3 separate regions of the Homo sapiens genome follow, and regions 2 and 3 are each linked to region 1. Evidence: chromatin contacts called from ENCODE Hi-C or POLR2A ChIA-PET data. All regions are on one chromosome and are shown on one strand. The core of a region is the stretch at or near the end of the contact, and the rest is flanking DNA. Distances in the headings are between cores, read along the strand shown.

Region 1 (4,319 bases), core at 1,820-4,319:
TGTTCCCAAGATAGTGTCACCACCCCAAGGACTCTCTCTCATTTTCTTTGCCTGGGCCCTCTTTCTACTGAGGAGTCGTGGCCTTCCATCAGTAGAAGCCGGATGTTCTTGTGTCCGAAATTGGTGGGTTCTTGGTCTCACTGACTTCAAGAATGAAGTTGCGGACCCTCACGGTGAGTGGTACAGTTCTTAAAGATGATGTGTCCAGAGTTTGTTCCTTCTGATGTTCGGACGTGTTCAGAGTTACCTCCTTCTGGTGGATTCGTGGTCTCGCTGGCTTCAGGAGTGAAGCTGCAGACCTTTGCGGTGAGTGTTACAGCTCTTAAGGCGGCATGTCTGGAGTTTGTTCGTTCCTCCCGTCTGGAGTTGTTCATTCCTCCTGGTGGGTTCGTGGTCTCGCTGGCTTCAGGAGTGAAGCTGCAGACCTCTGCGGTCGGTGTTACCAGCAGATAAATGCTATGCGGACCCAAAGAGTGAGCAGCAGCAAGATTTATTGCAAAGAGCACAAGAACAAAGCTTCCACAGCGTGGAAGGAGACCAGAGCGGGTTGCTGCTGCTGGCTCAGGCAGCCTGCATTTTTTTTTTTTTTTTTTTTTTTTTTTGAGATGGAGTCTCCCTCTGTCACCCAGGCTGGAATGCAGTGGTGCAATCTGGGCTCACTGCAAGCTCCGCCTCCCGGGTTCACGCCATTCTCCTGCCTCAACCTCCCCAGTAGAGGGGATTACAGGCACCCACCACCGCACCCAGCTAATATTTTGTCTTTTTAGTAGAGTCGGGGTTTCACTGTGTTAGCCAGGATGGTCTCGATCTCTTGACCTCGTGATCCACCCCTCTAGGCCTCCCAAATTGCTGGGATTACAGGTGTGAGCCACTGGCACCCAGCGGGGCAGCCTGCTTTTATTCCCTTATCTGACCCCACCCACATCCTGTTGATTGGTCCATTTTACAGAGAGCTAATTGGTCCGTTTTGACAGGGTGCTGATTGGTGCATTTACAATCCCTGAGCTAGATATACACAGAGTGCTGATTGGTGCATTTACAATCCTCTAGCTAGACATAAAAATTCTCCAAGTCCCCACTACATTTGCTAGACACAGAGCACTGATTGGTGCGTTTACAAACCTTTAGCTAGACACAGAGTGCTGATTGGTGCATTTGCAAACCTTGAGCTAGACACAGAGCACTGATTGGTGCATTTACAATCCTTTAGCTAGACACAGAAGTTCTCCAAGTGCCCACCAGATTAGCTAGATACAGAGTGCTGATTGGTGCATCCCCAAACCCCAAGCTAGACACAGAGTGCTGACTGGTGCATATAAAATCCTCAGGCTAGACATAAAAGTTTTCCAAGTCCCCATCTGACTCAGGAGCCCAGCTGGCTTCACCTAGTGGATCCTGCGCAGGGCTGTGCCGGGCGCCTGCACTCCTCTCAGCCCTTGGGCAGTCGATGGGACCGGGCGCTGAGGAGCAGGGGGCGGTGCCCGTCGGGGAGGCTCAGGCCACGCTGGAGCTCACAGGGGTTGGGAGGGGGCTCGGGCATGGCGGGCTGCAGGTCCTGAGCCTTGCCCTGTGCAGGGCGGCTGGGGCCCGGTGAGAATTCAAGCGGGGTGCAGGCGGGCCGGCAGTGCTGGGGGACCCGGCGCACCCTCTGCAGCTGCTGGCCCGGGTGCTAGGCCCCTGACTGCCCGGGGCCGGGGGTGCGGGGCCCGCTGAGCCCGCGCCCACCTGGAACTCGCGCTGGCTGGCGAGCGCTGCGCGCAGCCCCAGTTCCCACACCCGCCTCTCCCTCCACACTTCCCCGCAAGCAGAGGGAGCCGGCTCTGGCTTCGGCCAGCCCAGAGAGGGGCCCCCACAGCGCAGTGGCGGGCTGAAGGGCTCCTCCAGCACGGCCAGAATGGACGCCAAGGCCGAGGAGGCGCCGAGAGCGAGCGAGGGCTGCTAGCACGTTGTCACCTCGCATTCTGAACCACAGACTCTCCAACTCTCCGGCGCTTTTCGCCCACTCGGTCCCTCAGAACACGAAGGGCTCTCTCATCCTGTCACTAAAACGATTAGCTGTCCGGAGACACGGAAAAAGTCGCCCCTCTTCTTTGCAGGATTCCTCCCTTGAACTTCTCCAAACCCTCTTAGTGTGACGTGACCCCACCCCTAGCTAACCCAGGCTGCTTCCTTACCAGCTTCCCGCCCCCTGGGGAGGCGGCAATGCAAAGACCGTCCGCTGCCAGCTCTGCCGCTATCTCTGTGGGGTGAATCTAACATGGCGGACAAAGACAGTAACTAGTCCCGTTTCTCCGCGTTTTCGCCAAGAAGATTGGCTCTTACCACTTGTCCCTCAAAACGACCACCCCATTGACTGGTGGCGATTGCGTCGACGGAGACGGGGCAAAAGCAAGCTGAACCCGAAAAATAACAAACACTGGGGCTGAGGGGTGGAACTACGAGTGCGCAGACATGGGCCAGAGCGCATTTCCCCTGCCCCAGGCAAATTCGGCGCTCACTGCGTCCCCGCAGGCCACTGACCTTACAAGACTACTTGCCCCAGACTCCTGGGGCTGGATGGGAATTGTAGTCTCCCTAAAGAGTTGTACGTATCTTTTTAAGGCCTAGTTTCTGCTTTCAAAATACGAAAACATAACACTCCAGTCCATAACTGTTGACAAGTACAAGCGCGCACAGGTCTCCAATCTATCCACTGGATTTCCGTGAGAATTGTGCCCGCTCTGGTATTGGATGTTCCTCTCCATAAGACTACAGTTTCTAAGGAACACTGTGGCGAAGACCTTTCATTCCGCAACGCATGCTGGAAATAATTATTTCCCTCCACCCCCCCAACAATCCTTATTACTTATATTTACCGAAACTGGAGACCTCCATTAGGGCGGAAAGAGTGGGGGATTGGGACCTCTTCTTACGACTGCTTTGGACAATAGGTAGCGATTCTGACCTTCGTACAGCAATTACTGTGATGCAATAAGCCGCAACTGGAAGAGTAGAGGCTAGAGGGCAGGCACTTTATGGCAAACTCAGGTAGAATTCTTCCTCTTCCGTCTCTTTCCTTTTACGTCATCCGGGGGCAGACTGGGTGGCCAATCCAGAGCCCCGAGAGACGCTTGGCTCTTTCTGTCCCTCCCATCCTCTGATTGTACCTTGATTTCGTATTCTGAGAGGCTGCTGCTTAGCGGTAGCCCCTTGGTTTCCGTGGCAACGGAAAAGCGCGGGAATTACAGATAAATTAAAACTGCGACTGCGCGGCGTGAGCTCGCTGAGACTTCCTGGACGGGGGACAGGCTGTGGGGTTTCTCAGATAACTGGGCCCCTGCGCTCAGGAGGCCTTCACCCTCTGCTCTGGGTAAAGGTAGTAGAGTCCCGGGAAAGGGACAGGGGGCCCAAGTGATGCTCTGGGGTACTGGCGTGGGAGAGTGGATTTCCGAAGCTGACAGATGGGTATTCTTTGACGGGGGGTAGGGGCGGAACCTGAGAGGCGTAAGGCGTTGTGAACCCTGGGGAGGGGGGCAGTTTGTAGGTCGCGAGGGAAGCGCTGAGGATCAGGAAGGGGGCACTGAGTGTCCGTGGGGGAATCCTCGTGATAGGAACTGGAATATGCCTTGAGGGGGACACTATGTCTTTAAAAACGTCGGCTGGTCATGAGGTCAGGAGTTCCAGACCAGCCTGACCAACGTGGTGAAACTCCGTCTCTACTAAAAATACAAAAATTAGCCGGGCGTGGTGCCGCTCCAGCTACTCAGGAGGCTGAGGCAGGAGAATCGCTAGAACCCGGGAGGCGGAGGTTGCAGTGAGCCGAGATCGCGCCATTGCACTCCAGCCTGGGCGACAGAGCGAGACTGTCTCAAAACAAAACAAAACAAAACAAAACAAAAAACACCGGCTGGTATGTATGAGAGGATGGGACCTTGTGGAAGAAGAGGTGCCAGGAATATGTCTGGGAAGGGGAGGAGACAGGATTTTGTGGGAGGGAGAACTTAAGAACTGGATCCATTTGCGCCATTGAGAAAGCGCAAGAGGGAAGTAGAGGAGCGTCAGTAGTAACAGATGCTGCCGGCAGGGATGTGCTTGAGGAGGATCCAGAGATGAGAGCAGGTCACTGGGAAAGGTTAGGGGCGGGGAGGCCTTGATTGGTGTTGGTTTGGTCGTTGTTGATTTTGGTTTTATGCAAGAAAAAGAAAACAACCAGAAACATTGGAGAAAGCTAAGGCTACCACCACCTACCCGGTCAGTCACTCCTCTGTAGCTTTCTCTTTCTTGGAGAAAGGAAAAGACCCAAGGGGTTGGCAGCAATATGTGAAAAAATTCAGAATTTA
Region 2 (3,372 bases), core at 1-2,500, 420 kb after region 1:
CAATACCAAGCAATGTCCTTGCTATCTGGCAGTGCGAGAATGTGACCCTGACCTGTGTCTCACCTGTGGGGCCTCAGAGCACTGGGACTGCAAGGTGGTTTCCTGTAAAAACTGCAGCATCCAGCGTGGACTTAAGAAGGTGAGGCCTTTCCTCAGGACCCCACACCACATAAAATGGAGGGGGAAGGAAGGAACGGTCCCAAGCATTCTCTTTCCACTGGTTCTTTTGAGGCTTTATATGTGAAAGTGCTTGATAAATCCTAAAAGACACATATTTACTGAATTAATAAAGGCTTCAGTCCCAGTAGGGCTTAGAAAAATGGTTCCTGGCCAGGTGTGGTGGCTCATGCCTGTAATCCCAGCAGTTTGGGAGGCCGAGGCCAGCGGATCATGAGGTCAAGAGTTCGAGACCAGCCTGGGCAACATGGTGAAACCCTGTCTCTACTAAAAATATAAAAATTAGCCAGGCATGGTGGTGCATGCCTGTAATCCCAGCTACTCAGAAGGCTGAGGTAGGAGAATCGCTTGAACCTGGGAGGTGGAGGTTGCAGCAAGCCGAGATCGCACCACTGCACTCCAGCCTGGGACAGAGTGAGATTCCATCTCCAAAAAGAGAAAGAAAAGTGGTTCCTTGAACTGGCCAGACAAAAAGGAGCTGCGAGGTGTATGCACCTTTGGTGATGTCTATGTTTACCTCACACATTGCAGTGAATTCCTATAGACTAAGGCCCAGGAGGGCTCCATGGATAAAGGAAGAGATATCCTATTTCCGTTCGTCACCACCTCCCATTTTCTTTTCTCTCCCAAGCAGAAAAGAATGGGTTAGACCTTTTTCTGCTTTCAGATCCTCTTAACAGTTGCTGGTTCTTTCCACCCCACCCCCACCACACATGTGCACATCCAGCACACACCCCCTACTCATGCACACCCTGTAGTCTGAGACTTGGCCCCCTCTTCCCCAGCACCTGCTGCTGGCCCCCTCTGATGTGGCCGGATGGGGCACCTTCATAAAGGAGTCTGTGCAGAAGAACGAATTCATTTCTGAATACTGTGGTGAGGTGAGTGCTATAGTTTTGGCCCACATTCTTACTCGGGGGAGACTGATGAGAAACTCTGATTTTCTGTGGGCCAGGCTTCTTTGAATTAATCTCTAAATAACTCAGCTGTGTTCTCACGTGGCCTCTTGGGGAGATCCCACAGAACCGTTTGCAGTACTGAAACCACTGTTCAACTCTTTGGCAACTCCAGACACAAGAGATGAGGGGGGCTCTTTTCAGCCTTAAAACTGGTTGGCCTGGGTGGGAATTGGAACAGCATAACTTGAACTTGCTCTCTTGTGATTCTCATCATGATGCTCAGTAAGCACCCATGTGAGATACCACCCAGCCCTTTCTGGGGGCAGGGTACCATGCCCTGAGCAGGCAGCCTGATACTCCTATTTGTTATTTGTCTATCTCTCTAGCTCATCTCTCAGGATGAGGCTGATCGACGCGGAAAGGTCTATGACAAATACATGTCCAGCTTCCTCTTCAACCTCAATAATGGTATGAAGTCACTTTGTCTCATCCCAAGGTGGTCTTTTTTTTTTTTCTTTTTTTGAGACGGAGTCTTGCTCTGTTGCCCAGGCTAGGGTGCAATGGTGCGATCTTGGCTCACTGTAGCCTCTACCCTCTGCCTCCCGGGTTCAAGTGATTCTCCTGCCTCAGCCTCCCGAGTAGCTGGGACTACAAGCACCTGCCACCATGCCCGGCTAATATTTTTGTATTTTTAGTAGAGACTGGGTTTCACCATGTTGGCCAGGCTGGTATCGAACTCCTGGCCTCAAGTGATCCACCCGCCTCGGCCTCCCAAAGTGCTAGGATTACAGGAGTAAGCCACCGCACTTGGCCCCAAGGTGATCTTTCTACCAGATTGCCCTTGCTGTAGTCCAAGTTTAGATCAGCTCCGAATCTTCCAGCAGATGCATAGAGCAAGGGGGCAGGATCACACTTGGGGATCCCACAGGCCACAGTGCCCTTGCTTTGGAAGAACCTCCATTTCTGGGTTCTGTTTGTAATAGGAGTGCTGAGCGTCTTTACCTGAGAAATCTCCCTGCCCAGTAGATGAGAAGATCCATAATTCAAAGAGGGACCCAAAGGGAGTGCTCCCACACAAGGCTGAATTCTGAGGCTGCATGCTTTCCTCTGCTCCTGTTAGCACACTGGGCTTCAACATTCCCATCAGACTAAAGTGTTTCTGTTACCATTTAACTGATTTTAAATTCAAGCTGAGAAGCTGTGGAATTGCCTGCTGTGCTTATGGTTTTCCTTGATTTACTTTATACAGATTTTGTAGTGGATGCTACTCGGAAAGGAAACAAAATTCGATTTGCAAATCATTCAGTGAATCCCAACTGTTATGCCAAAGGTGAGTCCCAGTAACCTGGGAGGTGGGGTGGGGGATGGATGCCTCTTTACTGTGATTTCCATTCGTTGTTGAACATTTTCCTTAGCTGAGCTATTTTTTGTCCAAAGATAATCATGATTAATATCTGGTATCATTTTAGGCCCCTCTCAATCTTAGTTTTCTAATCTGCTTTTTTCAGCGAATACATTATAAACACTTTCCCACAAACATGATTTAACCAGCCTGAGCAACATAGTGAGACCCATCTCACAAAATAATAATAGGCTGGGTGTGGTGGCTTACGCCTGTAATCCCAGCACTTTGGGAGGCTGAGGCAGGTGGATCACTTGAGGCCAGGAGTTCAAGACCAGCCTAGCAAACATGGTGAAACCCCATCTCTACTAAAAATACAAAAATCAGCTGGGGGGCGTGGTGGTGTGCACCTGTAGTCCCAGCTACTCAGGTGGCTGAGGCACAAGAATCGCTTGAACCCTGGAGGCAGAGGTTGCAATGAGCCAAGATCATGCCACTGCACTCCAGCCTGGGCAACAGAGCAAGACTCTGTCTCAAAAAACAAAACAAAACAAAACAAAAAACCCCACTTATAATAATAATAAAGATAATTTTTCTGCCATAATAACAGATCTAAAAGCATAGAGGCAACTACCATATTGACTACTTTCTAATTCCATTTGATTCATGTTTTCACTGGGAATTTGGAGAAAATCAACCCAGAAGCCTACTGGTTATTGACTTGGAGTTGGGTAGGAACCTAGCCTCGGGTTTATCCTGCTTGCAGTGGTCATGGTGAATGGAGACCATCGGATTGGGATCTTTGCCAAGAGGGCAATTCAAGCTGGCGAAGAGCTCTTCTTTGATTACAGGTGAGGTGCCAGTAATGGTCCTTGGGATGTGGCCCAGGAATTGGAAAGAGTGGCTGTTGGAATAGATTTGGGGGCTCAGGGAGGGTAATGGAGATGGAGGAGA
Region 3 (4,319 bases), core at 698-3,197, 260 kb before region 1:
TTTGAGACAGAGTCGCACTCTGTCACCCAGGCTGGAGGGCAGTGGCATGGTCTTGGCTCACTGCAACCTCCACCTCCGAGTTCAAGCGATTCTCCCGCCTCAGCCCCCTGAGTAGCTGGAACTACGAGTGCGTGCCATCACACCCAGCTAATTTTATTTTTAGTAGAGATGGGGTTTCACTACATTGGCCAGGCTGGTCTCTGACTCCTGACGTCGTAATCTGCCCTCCTCGGCCTTCCAAAGTGCTGGGATTACAGGCGTGAGCCACCGCGCCTGGCCTTGGCCCTTATATACTTTTATAGTTCCATTTTTTTCACTTTGAAATCTTTGGCCCACTTGGCATTTATCTTGGTGTATGGTGAGTGAACCGTGATTGTAACACTGCACTCCAGCCTGGACAACAGAGGGAAACCTTGTCTCAAAATATAGATAGATATGGCCAGGCGCGGTGGATCATGCCTGTAATCCCAGCACTTTGGGAGGCCGAGGCACGCGGATCACGAGGTTAGGAGATGGAGACCATCCTGGCTAACACGGTGAAACCCCGTCTCTACTAAAAATACAAAAAATCAGTCCGGTGTGGTGGCACGCACCTGTAGTCCCAGCTACTTGGGAGGCTGACGCAGGAGAGTCGCTTAAACACGGGAGGCGGAGGTTGCAGTGAGCTGAGATAGCGCCACTGCACTCCAGCCCGGGCGACAGTGCGAGACTCCGTCTCAGAAAAAAGAACAGATAGATAGATAGATAGATAGATAGATAGACAGACAGACAGACAGGCCAGGCGCAGTGGCTCACGCCTATAATCTCAGCACTTTGGGAGGCCGAGGTGGGTGGCTGCCATATTGCACTTCACAGGGTAATAGAATGGAGATGACAATGACTCGGTGGAGACTGGGGTAAAGTGAAATGAGGGAAACACTTGCTGAGAGGTTAAAAAAAAAAATAAGGGGGCACCAAAAGACTCAGCAATCCAGATAAATGGCTTGATTATCTTATAATCGAGATAAGATATATTGCATTGAACTATTATTTATTTTGATTACTGAAGGGTTCTGGAGGATCACCCCCTGAAATTCGAACCTAGAGGAATGACCTCACCCTAATCCTGGCCGTGGCTAATAATAACGCCCATCTCTTAGGGCTGTCGAGTGAACTAAAAGAGATAATGCACGTAGAGCCCTCGGACCCGAGGCTGGCATTGGGAAAGGCACAGTTTATATTTTTTGACCTGGTTGTTCACCAGGCAATCCCTGCCATCCGGCTTTCCATCCTGCAGGGGGAGCATGACTGACTGAGTGTCACTATCGGATCTATGATACCTTCTTGCTTTTCTGAAATCAAATAAAAGAGCCATAAACTCTCATCTCAACTGTTGTGTTAGGAAGGAGGACGGGAATGGTAAATGCTGACGCTACAGGCGGCAGTCTGTGCCTCAGAGAGAAAATTTATCCCAACCTTGCTGGGGGCCTTGACGCCCATCTTCCTCCAGAGCACCCCGACAGTCACCCCGCCCTCTGGTGTCCTCCCACCCCGAGCCCGATCTTCCCCCTTCACGCCTGCCCCGGGCCAATAGCCTCCTAACTGCGTCCTCTCTGATTGCGTGTGTCGTGCTCATTACGCCCTATCCGTCGTTTCTTCGCTCCACAAACGTTTACTGAGCGCCTTCAACTTGCCAGGCACTAATTAGACTAGCGCAGAGAAACGGGGATAAGTACTGATGAGGGTCCCAGCCCTCAGCGATCGGATTTCAGAGGGGGAGATAAAGGACTGCCCAGAAGGGTGGTGAGTGGAGTAGTTGATATAAACAACGAGGTGCGATGAAATACACAGGAGGGCTGCTAATCACATATGGGGTGGGTGCCGAGGGCCCTTAATTAAGGGAGGCTTCCTGGACGGGTGACACCCAAGCGGAGTCCTGACGACCCGCGTCAGAAGTAGTCAGGCGAGGAGGAGGGTAAAGGAATCCACGTCCCAAGCAGAGAAGCAGCTTTCCCTACACAGCACAGGACACGGTCCGCGCACAGAAGCCGCAGGAGACGCAGGCACAGGGGCTGGGGAGAATCCTTGCTGGGCCCTCGCCGTCCATGCGCCGCCTCCCTCTGCCCGGTGTCTGGTGTCAGCCTCCTGCCTGGCAGAGGAACTCCAGCCCCTGCTCCCCGAAGCTCCTCCAGGCCTTCTGCTTCCCTGACTCGGAATGGGCCCGCTGTCCAGTGGGTACAAGGCTGGTCTCCCCGCCCACTGGTGACGACGTAAAGATCCAGCTCAGCCTGGTTTCCCCTGGTGATGATATCTTGCGACTCGTCTTTCTCCAGGAAAACAGGGACCGCTCTCCGCCTACAGGTCTCTTCCACAGACCTATCTTGTTTTCACCCCCTGTCTCTTTTGGTTCAGTCTTTTCGCTCATACAAACAAGGAAGTCGCCCCTAGCCCAGCCGCGGCTCCTTAGCTGGAGGCGGGCCCGGGGGTGGAGTCAACCGCGGTGGCCACGCCTCCTGGGAAAGGGCAGGGCATGCAAATTCGAAATGAAAGCCCGGAAACCCCGGAACTAGAACTGGTGTAAGATTTCTCTTGGTTTTTGTGTTGTTGTTGTTGTTTTGTTGTTGTTTTGAGACAGAGTCTCGCTCTGTCGCCCAAGCTGGAGTGCAGTGGCGCGATCTCGGTTCACTGCAACCTCCGCCTCCCGGGTTCAAGTGATTCTACTGCCCAGCCTCCCTAGTAGCTGGGATTACAGGCGCGCGACACCACGCCTGACTAATTTTTGTTTTTTTGTTTTTGTTTTTTTTTTAGATGGAGTCTCACTCTGTCGCCCAGGCTGGAGTGTAGTAGCGCAATCTTGGCTCACTGCAACCTCGGACTCCCAGGTTCAAGAGATTCTCCTGCATCAGCCTCCCAAGTAGCTGGGACTACAGGCACGTGCCACCACGCCCGGCTAATTTTTGTATTTTTAATAGAGACGGGGTTTCTCCGTGTTATCCAGAATGGTCTCGATCTCCTGACCTCGTGATCCACCTGCCTCGGCCTCCTAAAGTGCTGGGATTACAGGCGTGAGTCACCGCGCCCGGCACGCCCGGCTAATTTTTTTGTATTTTTAGTAGAGATGGGGTTTCACCGTGTTCCCCAGGCTGGTCTCGAGCTCCTGAGTCGAGACGGGATTTCTCCGTGTTTGCCAGAATGGTCTTGATCTCCTGACCTTGTGATCCACCCGCCTCGGCCTCCCAAAGTGTTAGGATTACTGGCGTGAGCCACTGCGCCCGGCAGATTTTTCTTTTAAAACGTGGAGAATAAGAAATCAGCCCGAGTGTGTAATGGCGTCAATATTGGTGTGGACAAGACAAAGTGAATGAGGCAAGGAGCGAGGCTGGGGCTCTCACCGCGTCTTGAATGTAGATGAGAGTGGGACGGTGATGGCAGGGAGGAAGGCGACGACATCTCTTCTCGTCCTTTTGGCTAAGATCAAGTGTAGTATCTGTTCTTATCAGTTTAATATCTGATACGTCCTCTATCAGAGAACAATTATATTAGATAGATTTTTGGAGCAGGGAGATGAAATAGGAGCTTGCTCTGTCCACTCCACGCGTCGACCTGGTATTGCAGTACCTCCAGGAATGGGGCTCCCTCTCCTGGGATACAACCTGTTTGCAAGGTTAGAAAGAAAAGACTGCGCCGGGTAGTTTAGGATAGTTGGTAGGTTTTCTTACTCCTTTAAGTATCATAAGGTTCATGATTTATGGAGAGTATCCTAGGACCCAAAACAAGAATATTCATTTCCAAGTAGGGAACATGTTCGACTTTACTTGGAGGGCTTTAAATCTCAGCTTGGCTGTGGAGGGGTGATGACCTTTCAAAGGGATGGATTCCAGTGGTGTGTTGCCCAGGCTGGACTTCAACTTACTCTGTTTGTTTGTTTGTTTTTTGTTTTTGAGATGGAGTTTAGCTCTTGGTACCCAGGCTGGAGTGCAACGGCACCATCTCGGCTCACTGCAACCTCTGCCTCCCGAGTTCAGGCAATGCTCCTGCCTCAGCCTCCCGAGTATCTGGGATTACAGGCACCCGCCACCATGCCCAGCTAATTTTTGTATTTTTAGTAGAAACGGGGTTTCACCATGTTGACCAGGCTGGTCTCGAACTCCTGACCTCAGGTGATCCACCTGCCTGGGCCTCCCAGATTGCTGGGATTACAGGTGTGAGCCACTACGCCCAGCTGAACTTCCTCTTCAGCCCATGGAGTAGTTCTACTTTAAGGCAGGCACCAATGTACTGGCTACAAACTTCCTTTTTTCCCCAGGAAAAATCGAGGCACAGGTAGTTTAAGTTACCGA

What was found. A loop is a pair of places that touch in the nucleus more often than their neighbours do. ChIA-PET counts read pairs that join two places held with the same protein, here RNA polymerase II (POLR2A). Pooled maps may share reads with other maps.
Region 2: a pooled map shows a loop between it and region 1 (4-fold over the local background). The contact joins the enhancer-like site here to the promoter of NBR2 in region 1. A Hi-C loop is called at or near these places in 2 of 50 pooled maps. POLR2A ChIA-PET finds 5 or more read pairs at or near these places in 3 of 52 experiments (CD4-positive, alpha-beta T cell, H1 and HEK293).
Region 3: a loop to region 1 is called in a map of CD4-positive, alpha-beta T cell, with 4 times the contacts of the local background. The contact joins the promoter of LINC00910 here to the promoter of NBR2 in region 1. A Hi-C loop is called at or near these places in 1 of 168 maps with a recorded cell type or tissue (CD4-positive, alpha-beta T cell), 2 of 37 single-sample maps with no recorded cell type and 11 of 50 pooled maps. POLR2A ChIA-PET finds 5 or more read pairs at or near these places in 2 of 52 experiments (Panc1 and activated naive CD4-positive, alpha-beta T cell).

Annotation. Positions count from the first base shown.
Region 1 is chr17:43,124,307-43,128,625 of GRCh38, reverse strand. It overlaps NBR2 (neighbor of BRCA1 lncRNA 2), which reads right to left and starts at 3,069. Exons shown (of 8, transcript NR_138145.1): 1 at 2,856-3,069. It overlaps BRCA1 (BRCA1 DNA repair associated), which reads left to right and starts at 3,262. Exons shown (of 23, transcript NM_007294.4): 1 at 3,262-3,355. RefSeq lists enhancers at 1,070-1,883, 2,812-2,901, 3,031-3,055, 2,952-3,081, 3,188-3,210, silencers at 1,890-1,907, 3,931-3,966, cis regulatory regions at 1,932-1,961, 2,312-2,341, 3,018-3,026, 3,188-3,210 and promoters at 3,011-3,277, 1,521-3,277.
Region 2 is chr17:42,702,774-42,706,145 of GRCh38, reverse strand. EZH1 (enhancer of zeste 1 polycomb repressive complex 2 subunit) reads left to right here. Exons shown (of 21, transcript NM_001991.5): 16 at 1-139; 17 at 963-1,058; 18 at 1,463-1,544; 19 at 2,326-2,406; 20 at 3,185-3,269. Among named protein-coding and RNA genes, the nearest start is that of MIR6780A, 3.7 kb to the left of the region's middle. RefSeq lists an enhancer at 656-1,296. Within about 2 kb of position 1,250, at least 2 of the 41 ENCODE cell types and tissues checked have a DNase peak (open chromatin) inside an H3K27ac peak, as active enhancers do.
Region 3 is chr17:43,386,526-43,390,844 of GRCh38, reverse strand. It overlaps LINC00910 (long intergenic non-protein coding RNA 910), which reads left to right and starts at 1,947. Exons shown (of 6, transcript NR_027412.1): 1 at 1,947-2,556. It also overlaps the pseudogene RNU2-4P. RefSeq lists enhancers at 1,067-1,820, 2,138-2,367, 1,821-2,574, 2,865-3,380, 3,381-3,896 and a silencer at 1,930-2,224.